2 separate regions of the Mus musculus genome follow, and region 2 is linked to region 1. Evidence: chromatin contacts called from ENCODE Hi-C or POLR2A ChIA-PET data. All regions are on one chromosome and are shown on one strand. The core of a region is the stretch at or near the end of the contact, and the rest is flanking DNA. Distances in the headings are between cores, read along the strand shown. Region 1 holds the start of Dpp3 (dipeptidylpeptidase 3). Region 2 holds the start of Mrpl11 (mitochondrial ribosomal protein L11).

Evidence for each region. A loop is a pair of places that touch in the nucleus more often than their neighbours do. ChIA-PET counts read pairs that join two places held with the same protein, here RNA polymerase II (POLR2A).
Region 2: a loop to region 1 is called in a map of heart, with 6 times the contacts of the local background. The contact joins the promoter of Mrpl11 here to the promoter of Dpp3 in region 1. A Hi-C loop is called at or near these places in 3 of 37 maps with a recorded cell type or tissue (all heart). POLR2A ChIA-PET finds 5 or more read pairs at or near these places in 4 of 5 experiments (Patski and embryonic stem cell).

The regions. Positions count from the first base shown.
Region 1 is chr19:4,925,451-4,930,742 of GRCm38, reverse strand. It overlaps Dpp3 (dipeptidylpeptidase 3), which reads left to right and starts at 2,456. Exons shown (of 18, transcript NM_133803.2): 1 at 2,456-2,523; 2 at 3,684-3,958. The coding sequence starts at 3,689. It also overlaps a transcript of Peli3 not described here.
Region 2 is chr19:4,958,752-4,963,879 of GRCm38, reverse strand. It overlaps Mrpl11 (mitochondrial ribosomal protein L11), which reads right to left and starts at 1,574. Exons shown (of 5, transcript NM_025553.4): 1 at 1,365-1,574; 2 at 906-1,001; 3 at 461-554; 4 at 215-374. The coding sequence starts at 1,487.

The sequences.
Region 1 (5,292 bases), core at 1,207-3,706:
GGCTTCCTTTGAGCCAAGGGCTAAGATGGGGTTTTCCCCTGACCATACAAGGAAAACTAAACCAGGAAAACTGGTAGACAAAATAGAGAGGGGAAAAAAAGGAAGTGGCTCTGAGTGTAGGACTGATGTCCTTAGAGCAAGACAGAAGCCAGAGCCTCAGGGAGACGAAGATTCCACAGGAGTGTACCTAAAGCCACACAGCTGCTGGTTGAGGCCATAAAGACCAGATGGGCTGTTGATAGGGAGCCACCAAAGGGTAGTCAAAGTGTCATATGGCTACAGTGCGAAGCATGGCAGAACTGTTGGGGATATTTCAACCCTTCCACGAAACACTGGAAATGGAACTCTACCCAGTTCTTGCTAACAATCATGTTGGGGTCCAGGCACGGGAACACATTCCGATCTCATTTCTGGTGTTGAATCTCAGACTCTGGGAGAAAGAACCAACAAAACGTACTTGACTGGGCTCTAGGAAGAACTCAGGCTGGTGGTAGAAGCCAGAGCTCGGAGCTTCAGATTCCAGGATTGTTCAATGGAATGACAATCTCTAAAGCCAAGCATGGTGGCATGTGCTGGTAATTCCAGCGTTTTGGTAGGCTTTAAGGAAGGAGGGCTGTGTTCAATGCTAGCCTGGGCTACATGGCAAGACCCTGTCTCAAACAAACAAAAACAAAAAGTATTTTCATTACCAGATGGATGCAAACGTACAGAAAAGCCATGACCCATTAAAACAGAATGTGGGGTGTGTGTGTGTGTGCGTGTGAGAGAGAGGTGGGGGGAAGAGAGAATATGTGTGAGTGAGAGAAAGAAGGAGAGAGAGAATGTGTGTGTGAAAAAGAGAGAGGAGAAAGAGAAGGAGAGAGAGAGAGAGAGAAAATGTGTGTTGTGTGTGTGTTGCTGCAGGAGTGGAAACTGTATAGTGGAAGGTCTTATAAAATCAAAGGTCCTCTCACCTGTGCAATTGGTACAACAGTGATATGTTATCTCAGGGTTTTTGCAAGAATTAAATGAAATTCTATATGGCAAGCCGCTGGTAAAGGACTTCATTTAACATGCACTCCTGTTGACTGCGGTTATAACACGACACCATGCAGCTTGGTTGGGGGTCTTGGGCCCTGGGATCCTTCACTTGCCTGAATTTGCCCTTGGTGGCTATGGATAGCCCTTATTTTCCTATCTGGTTACACTTACATTTCAACTGGGTCTCAGTCAGACAACTTTATACCTCGTCTAGAAACAATGAGAACAGGCAAAAGGAAAGAAGAGGACTTTCCTCGGGACACATTTTTACAGAATTCCCCCTTATAATGACACTCACCAATCAGAACCAAGAGCTACTAGCGCTGTGGTGACAAGGCTGGCCTTAAGCACATGGTTGCTCTGGCCCCTCTAAATAGGCAAGGTAAGGAAGGTGTGTTGGATTTCAGTCCCGAAACACTACCTCCTACACAACTCTAGGGGACAGCACTACCTCTTGATGGCTGCCCATCCCTTGGGTAGACTTAGTCCTGAAGTAAAGCTGACAGTGTTCCAGAGTAAGAGAAGTGAGCTATCTAAAGTCACACAGCTGGTAGGAGACAGACATCTGATTGAACCCTAGACAGCCTAAGTCAGGCCCCAGCTCTTTGCAGTGCTTACCACATCTGGTCAGCAAGTACTTGCAAGAGCCATGGGTCACCCAGAAAGACTCCTCCCTGACTACCAAGAGTAAACAACATGCTTGTCTGCATCCTGGGCTGCCCTCCAGTCAATGTCACTGGAGACCGCTTTTCTATTCTAGCTGGCAAGTGGTCACACTAAGAAAGTGCCAGCTACTAGCTGGCCTCGACTTCAAGTGCGTTGAGGAAACTGGGGTTCCCAATGTTTTAAGGATGGCTTCCATGGCGACCCAGTGGAGCACCTGTAGCATTTTTCTGCACCCCTGGGACTACTGGTGGATGGGACTACTATTCGCACAGCCTACATACACTCTTTGTAAGAGCTTCGTAGTCTCCAAATAGCATCTCCAAATCCTAAATCCAGGGAGGAGGGGGTCCACATTATTATAGTCTTCTCTAAGTGGAGGTTCCTAACTGCCAAATCCAGGGTAGGGACACTGGAGGTGAAACCCCAAAGAGAGCAGGCTCCCAGCTACATGTGTGGAGGCTCCCGATGTATAGGAACTCTCACGTTTGGGGACCTTGTCAGTCCCCTCTGTCGGTACCCGACAGCAGCCACGCGGGGTACTGAGAAACTCAAACTTTTTCACCAAACATCGCCCTACGCCACGCCTCTGTGCAGTGAGGGCCAGCAGACAAAAGGCCAAGGCCTCGCGGTCCTTGCAAGGCAGGCACCACCCGTAGCGCTTGGGGGCGGGGAGAAGATGAGGGGAGGAACTGTCTTCGGTTCTTCTACTGGCTGTAGCTGCTGTCCGTCTGATCCCTGGGGCGACTACGGGTCGGTAGGGGCGGGGCTTGTGTCCCAATGAATGGGGCGGGGAGCCGGAAGCAGGAAGTGAGTTTGCGAACGGAGCAGCTGCAGCAGGTGAGGTACAGCGCCTTGGTTTTGGGGTCACGGTGTGTCATCTTCAGGAGATCAGAGCGAGGCCTGGCTGTGCATGCAAGATCATCCCCTTTCTGTCCACCCTTCAGTGCCTCTTCCAAATCTCTCCCAGCTTTTGGGCAAGGAGAATTTCCAGGCAGTAAAGAGTTAACACCTCTTTCCGAGCGAAGGGGTAGATGGGGCGGAGCCGCGCAAATAAGGAGTACAGAGGGTGGAAACGTGTCCTTAGCCAGGGGCGGAGCGTGGAGAATGTGGTGGGTTCGGAATTCCTTGGGTCCCAACTGAGCTGAAAAGCTTTGGATAAGTTGCTTGCTTTCCAAATGTCATATGGTTCCTATCTGGAAAATGGGTTGTGCCCTTATATGGCTTCCCAACAGAGCAACAGAAGAAAACAGGATAGTGAAGGGCTGAAGAAAGACATGAGACTGGGGCAGATGCTAGGAGGGAAAAGCTGGGACAAAATATCATTGCTGTTTTTGATTTATTTTTTGACAAGGTTTTATGTACCCCAGACTGACCTTGGAATCTGACCCTGGGCCTGGTTGTTGGTTAGACAAACTCTACCAACTGGGTCACATCCCTGTCCTGGATTTCATACCCAGCTGTTGAGCTTGGTGTCATACTCACAGTCAGTGTTGCAGAGGAGCAAAGAGCAGTGCAGGGAGGTGAAGCGGCTGCCCTGGGTTTTAGACCTTTTGGTGGAGCGGGGTTGGGACGGTGGGGTGGATATCCAGCATGAAGCCTTTGTCAGCAGTTGTGATGAGCTAGAGGTGTTGGGAAATTCTGAACAGAGACTAGGACATCTGAGAAGGTGGAGATGAGGCAGGGAGTGGCTGGGGCTGGGAGTCTAGTAATGAGGCTGTGTTCTGCCGGTTCTTCCTTCGTACACTTGGCATCCTGGGCCTTAGTGTCCTCATCTGTAATATGAAGTGATTGGATTCAGATTTTAAGTCTGAGAGGCCACAGGCCAAAGCTGGCCCGCAAGTATTTGAGTCTTTGAATCCCAGCATTTCAGGTGAATGGATGCGACTGGATTACTCCCTCCTGGACTTCTGGATGGAAGAAGTTAGTTAGCTCATGAGCTTTCAGAGCAGCCGCGAAGATGCTGCGCTCTCTGAGATGACTGTGATGTGTTCTTGCAGGGCTCATGGCAGATACCCAGTACATCCTGCCCAATGACATTGGTGTGTCTAGCCTGGACTGCAGGGAGGCATTCCGCCTGCTGTCACCCACAGAGCGCCTCTATGCCCATCACCTGTCTAGAGCTGCTTGGTATGGGGGCCTGGCAGTGCTGCTCCAGACATCCCCTGAAGCCCCCTACATCTATGCCCTGCTTAGCCGCCTCTTCCGTGCCCAGGACCCTGACCAGCTGCGCCAACATGCCCTGGCTGAGGGTCTTACTGAAGAAGAGTACCAGGTCAGTTCTCACAGGCTCGCCTGGCTTCTGAGGGGCTTCTGGAGATGTGCGAAGGACCAGGAACAAGGGGCATAGGGCTCTCTCTCCAACTAGGTAGAGGATTAGACTAAAGGGTGCTAGCTCACACACACACACACACACACACACACAGCCCTGTAGCTTCAGGCTTGTTTTCTGTAGAATGTGCATATGGTCTGCCATTAGTGTAGTGCCTGCTTCAAGATACAGGGAAACAAGCCAGGCATGGTGGCACACATCTTTAATTCCCATACGTGAGAGGCTGAGGCAGAAAGATTGCTGTGAGTCTGAGGCCAGCCTAGATACCATAGTTCTTAGCAGTCTGCCATGACTGTACACCTGATACTGAGGGACAGAGGAAGGCAGCCTGGGTAGATACCAAGGGTAGAATGTTCTGTTTGTCTCTTAGTTCTTGTTGGTGGATGTATTAGCCAAATACCATACTTGAATCTTATTATATTGCATCAATTCAGAAACATACGAAACACAAAAGGTCACACTTGTTCAGTCTTTTCAGAGGCAGGCACTGTGGCTGGTCCTTTTCCATTCTGTGTGAGTGCATTGGATACTGATACTTGTATGTGCACAGTATATCAGGCCCCCATTTAAACTACCTGGAACTCATTCTGTAGACCAGGCTGGCCTTAACCACAGAGATCGACCTGCCTCTGTCTCCCAAGTGCTGGGATTAAAGGTGAACCACCACTGGCTTAACTCACTTTTTTTTAAAACGTGAAATGACAGTCTTGGGTGTACATGTGCAAGTGTCAAACATAGACACCAGCAGAAAAGTATACGCCCTGGAGGCAGGATCTCTTTTACAAAGATTTGTTTTCTTATGTGTATGTGGTGTCAGTGCGTGTTGCCCACAGAGGCAAGAGGCATAGGACCCATTTGACATGGGTGCTAGGAACTGAACTTGGGTCCTCTACCAAGCTCTCCATTACTAAGCCATTTCTTCAGTCCCCAAACAGGGGCTTACAGTGAACCTGGAGCTTGTTCTGGCAAGGCTGACTGGCTTTCAAGCTCCCATGATGGGCGGTGTACACAGCCACCTTCCTCCCAGTGCTGAGGTCACGTGTGCATGGTCACGTGTGCCTGACTTCTTGATGTGAGTGCTGCATGCTCAGACCCAGGTCCCCGCGCTCGCCCAGCAAGTGCTCTTACGCACTGAGCCTCTCCCCAGCCCTGTTTGACCTCTTACATCATGTTCTCGGTGTTCTGGATACTGCCCATTTTGCAGATCCCTGTATCCTGGAGAATCTCCATTGGGTGTATATCCTGTAGGACCGGGAAAGGCAATGTCCACTTCATTT
Region 2 (5,128 bases), core at 325-2,824, 34 kb before region 1:
AATATATTCCAAACAAGATGAGGCTTCAACCCATATCCTTCTGCTAGAATCTGCTAGACATGTATGAAAATGTCACAATGAAGCTTAATATGCATAACTAACATAGGCTATAAATTAAGAAGAACAAATAAAGCCCAACCACCTCACTGTAATGGGCCTTCTCAGCTTTCCTCCCAAATGAAGAACTTACTTGGATTCCTCTCAAGATACTCACTCCTTCACCACTCGAATGCCCAGGGAACGGGCAGAGCCAATGATGGAACGGACCACAGAAGACAGGGGCACATCTTGCATGGCAAAAGCATCATCCTTAGCTTTGACACAGGCAATCTCATATACGTGCTTCAAACTCACCAGGCCTGCCACCTCTTTCCCTGGGAAGAAGGAGCAAAGAATTCTTCAAGTGCCACTACATTTCTCTGGATACATCAGACTCTCAGGTGCCCACTCTAGTCCTTACCTGTATGCCGGGCCCCCTTCTCGATCCCAGCAGCTGCCTTCAAAAAGTAAGAAACAGTGGGCTGCCCAATCTTGAGCTCAAATGTCCTGTCGGGCTTAACAGACAAAGATACATGAGAATTTCTTGGTTTTCTATCCAGTCCAAGACATTTCTAATGTCCCTTTCCTTCTCCCACCAACTTGCACACCACAAAAGACAGAAAAACAAATCTACAGCACACATCCCTGCCATTTTTATTCCTAGCCCAAATCTCCTCTGGAAGCCCCAGTGAGATGAGAGGTAAGAACCACAATATGGCAGGATCAAGCCAGTTCAGAGAAATTATGGTCTAGGCTTCTGTTTAAATGATAAGTGGAAGGTAGCAACCAAGTTAAGAGTCAGAGAAGCAACCAGAGTGACTAGTTTCAAGGGCCAAGGAAATATATGGGAGAATGGGTCTCTCTACCTTTATAAAAATTTTTGTAGGCAGGGGAATGCCTTCTTTGATGTCCTTTGTCTTCTCGTTGAACTCTTTGCAGAACTGGTTGATAGAGACACCTCGCTATAAGGAACGCATACACAAAGTTAAGTATGGGAGCTGAAGGCTTTCTACCAACCAGGAGCCCCTGTCCTTTCATCTTTGTGTGTGTGGGGGGGGGGGGCGGGGGTATGGGTGTGTGTTGTTATATTTCTTCTACTCTGGTTCTATAGCTTTGGGTGCCAGGCAATTCGTCCACAAGGTACCACTTAATCAGCAACTAGCCAACTTGGGGGTCAGAGGTGCTGAGGTCAAAAGAGGCTCCGTAAGTAATACAAGGACATAAGGCCTGAAGGTGTGAATAGTGGAGACAACGTTTATAAAGGAGACTTCCCCGGCTCCAGCGCACTCTCCCACGTCTCCCAGGCCGGGTTCCGCACACCGCACCTGACCCAAGATGGGACCTAGTGGAGGCCCAGGAATAGCTTGGCCTGCTCGCACGATGGACCGGATCACGCCGCCGGCCTCGGGCTTCTTGAGGGTCCGAGTGGCCCGGCTTAGCTTGGACATGATGTAGGATTTTAATCTTAGCTCGCCTCGGAGAAGCAAAGAACTACGCTCTGGGCGCGGCCATTTTGGGTCAGAGGTGAAGGGCCCTCGTGTTCGGCTAGGGTAAATGAGACCAAAAAAGAGCAGTCTTGTTTCAGGCATACAGCTCTCCAACTAAAGACCAATTACGGAATTTAAGAATTAATTGAACTTTGCGCTCTGAAGGCAGGACGAGAACCTATATGGTTTCAGTACACACAATCCCTCAGCGGTGCGCACAGGCATCACCTTAGACAGCCAAACAGGAGTTCGGGACTTTGAGTCTCCGCACAGCATTGTGGGTATGTAGTTCAGCGCCTTATCCTGCGCCTGCTGTTGGCCGTGTTCTGGGTTGCCATCTGCTGGACACAGTGATATCTTAGCGTTTGATATGGAGCAAGTTATGCAAAATCCCTTGAGTCTTTTGTTTCCTCATGTGGTTTTTCATGGAAGGCAATATGATTATAGACGGGAAATGAAATGGCAGACTGCTGCTCTTGCTGGCTATGAACCTGATTCATAGCTAGACAAAGAGTTAGAGCTAGGATTAGGCTACTGTTTCTGTTACCTATGAAAATCTTTGACACCGCGAATATTATAGGTACCTTTCAGAATTGTTGTGACAGCTCAGTAACACACGTTGAACCAAGAAGGCATTTACCGCTATTTATACAAAGGGAAAAGCTCTTCCCCGCGCTTTTGAAATGCTAAGTTTGTGAATTCTCATCCCAGTCAAACCTGATTTTCCACTAGCTTATTAGGCATACTTTATTGCTTCCCCGTCTTTCATTTTTTCATTGGAAGATGACTTTTTGTGTCTCAGAACTCCGCATCCCGCTCTATTCTGTCCAGGATTCCTGATTATTACTTGCGTTTTAGGGAATGGTATTTGAGCCAGGTGGTGTTTGAAGCCTTTATTATCCCTCCCTAGAGCAATCTTGTGTATCTAGGCACTTTAGGGTAGTAGCAATGGCCTTGGTAGGACTCTTTGACTCACAGACTCTTCCTGACCACACGTGGCTGCAAAGCTCCAATAACTGTAGGTTGAATGCTCCATTATTTTCTCCAACAGTTCAGGATATAAAGTTCTCTGATCCAGTCTCCAGACTGAGACTACTTCGAAGGAACTATCCACTAACTCACTGTTTGCGATCCTTCAGATTCGAGGGGAATTCTCCAGTTTCTTTTTTCTTTTTTTTTTCCTTTTCTTTTCCTTTTTAAAAAATAATTCCTCTCCAGACAACCAGGCAGCCTATTATGTAGCATACCACTTCAAATTCTATCATCTTCCTCTAAACCGCCTCTCACAAACCTCCATTTTTTTCTTTCCTCTACCATTTCCTTGTGTGTGCAATGTACGTTTTTGCGTGTGTGTGGGTGAATGTGTGTGTGGATTTGCACATGTGTACACACACGAGAAGGGCCGAGGCTGATGTTAAGATCCTCTTCCATTGCCCTTCTGAGGTGGGGTCTCTTACTCAAACTAAGAGCTTGCCAGTGGTTCATCTTGTTAACCAGCTTGCTCTGGAGTTCTTATGCTGGCCTGGAACTACAGGGATGTCACCATGCCCAGATGGCATTTACCTGGGTTTCTTAAGACCCAGCCTCTGGCCCTGACTCTTTTTCAGGAAACACTTTAATCACTGAACCATCTCCTAACCCCATCCCACCACTGTTTTTGAAAATGTTTGTAGACTTGAACTTCCCTACAACCTGCTGGCAAAGAAAGTCAGGTCCTTTGTGTAAGGATCTAAAGGCCTCATTTTTATCTCCATCTTCTGTGCCCAGTGAAATCCCTGAGCCAGTGCTGTGGTGGTGGTGGGAGCAGTATGTCGCCCTAAGAGACACCCCTGCCACAGGAGCTAACTGCTTGGTAGAAAGGGGTCTCAGCAGCTTCAAGCTCCTGAAACGTCCCTTGCATCCTCCCTGCATAACTCTGTAAGCTGGGGCAAGGACAACTGACATGCTGGGGCTCTCTGTGGTGCTATACCAAAATAGAGAATCCATCCCATCAGAGGATCTCTGTGAAAGAAAGAAGGTAGACCCCATATTGAATGACTTTCTTCTTCTTCTTTTCCTTCCCCTTCCCCTTCTCCTCCTTCTTCTTCCCCCCTCCTCCTCTCCTCTTTCTTCCTCCTCATCTTCCTCTCCCTTCTCCTCCTCCTCATCTTCTTCATCACCATCCTCTTCCTTCTTCTCTTCTTCCACATCCTCTCCTCTCCTCATCCTCTTCTTCCCCCCCCTTCTCCTACTCTCCTCCTCTTCTTCTTTTGACACAGGGTTTCTCTGTGTAGCCCTGGCTTTCCTAGAAACTGACTTTGTAGACCAGGCTGGCAACTGGTATGATACCAGTGACTTTTCTAATGAGGCATAAAAGAAATGTCTATTTTCCTCATATGGAGAGGGAATCACCACATTAAAAAAAATTATGGCAAGTCTAGCTTGAGAATTAATGAGTTTCTTGGAGTTACTTGCAGGAGTGTGGGGGACTTATGAGCACTTGTACCACTGAAAAATTCTACCAGTCAATTTTTCCCTCTTCCTCCACTCCCTGTGGTGTGTGGGAAATGAGTTTATTTACCAGTGTGCATGTAATTGTGCAGGTGCTCACGTGCTTGTTAGTGTGGGGGCTACAAGCTGACACTGGATATCTTCCTTGATCATGCTCCATCTTATCTTAGAGACAGGATCTTTCATGAACTTGGAACTCATCAATTTAACTCATGTGGCAGGACAATTGAAGGATCTCTCTGTCCCTGCTGGACACCCAGTACTGGGGTTACAGACGTAAACTGCTGTGTCCAGTGATTTTTACATTGGTCCCAGGTTTTAACATGGGTGCTGGAGATCTGATTTAAGTTTTCCTACTGCATGGCAGGTTGAACTGTTTCCCCTTTTCTTTCTGTCCCCCTTCCTTTCCTTTTTTTTGACATATGTATGTGTATGGTGATAATATATATATATATATATATATATATATATATATATATATATATATATATATATATATATGTATGTATATCCATATGTGTGTGGATGAAAGATACTGCTTTTTGGATGGGAAGGATGATGGAGTCAAGATGTAGGTAGCAGACACACACACACACACACACACACACACACACACACCCGGTTTAGGTGTCGGATCTGTTGGAGTCCACTACCAGAGGATTTAACTTAGAATGGCTTACACATTAGGATACTAGATGTTGCACCCAGTGATCTTGTTGCTTTTTGATTCTAAACTAAAATTGTGTGGTGTTTTCCTTCATGCGGTGACTCAACTGAGTTCCATAGAAAAGGTACAGTGGCAGGGCACCCCAGCCAGCTTTGGGAATTTGAAGTGTGGGGTTGGCATGGCAAGGATCCACCATGGGAGCCTAGCCAACTCGGTGGAGAGATTTCAGAGTTCCGGGACAGAGAGTCTCCAGACGATGAGAACAGACTGGTGCCTTGCCGGTGATAGTGTGGATTGATTTTTAATATTTCATGCTGCATATGGTGGTATAAATATATATGTGCATGTCCATATGTGTGTGGATGCACATATGTGTGCAGGTGCTTGTGTGAATGTGGAGGTCACCTTTTGAGGCAACATCTCTCCCCTGTACCCAAAGGTTGCT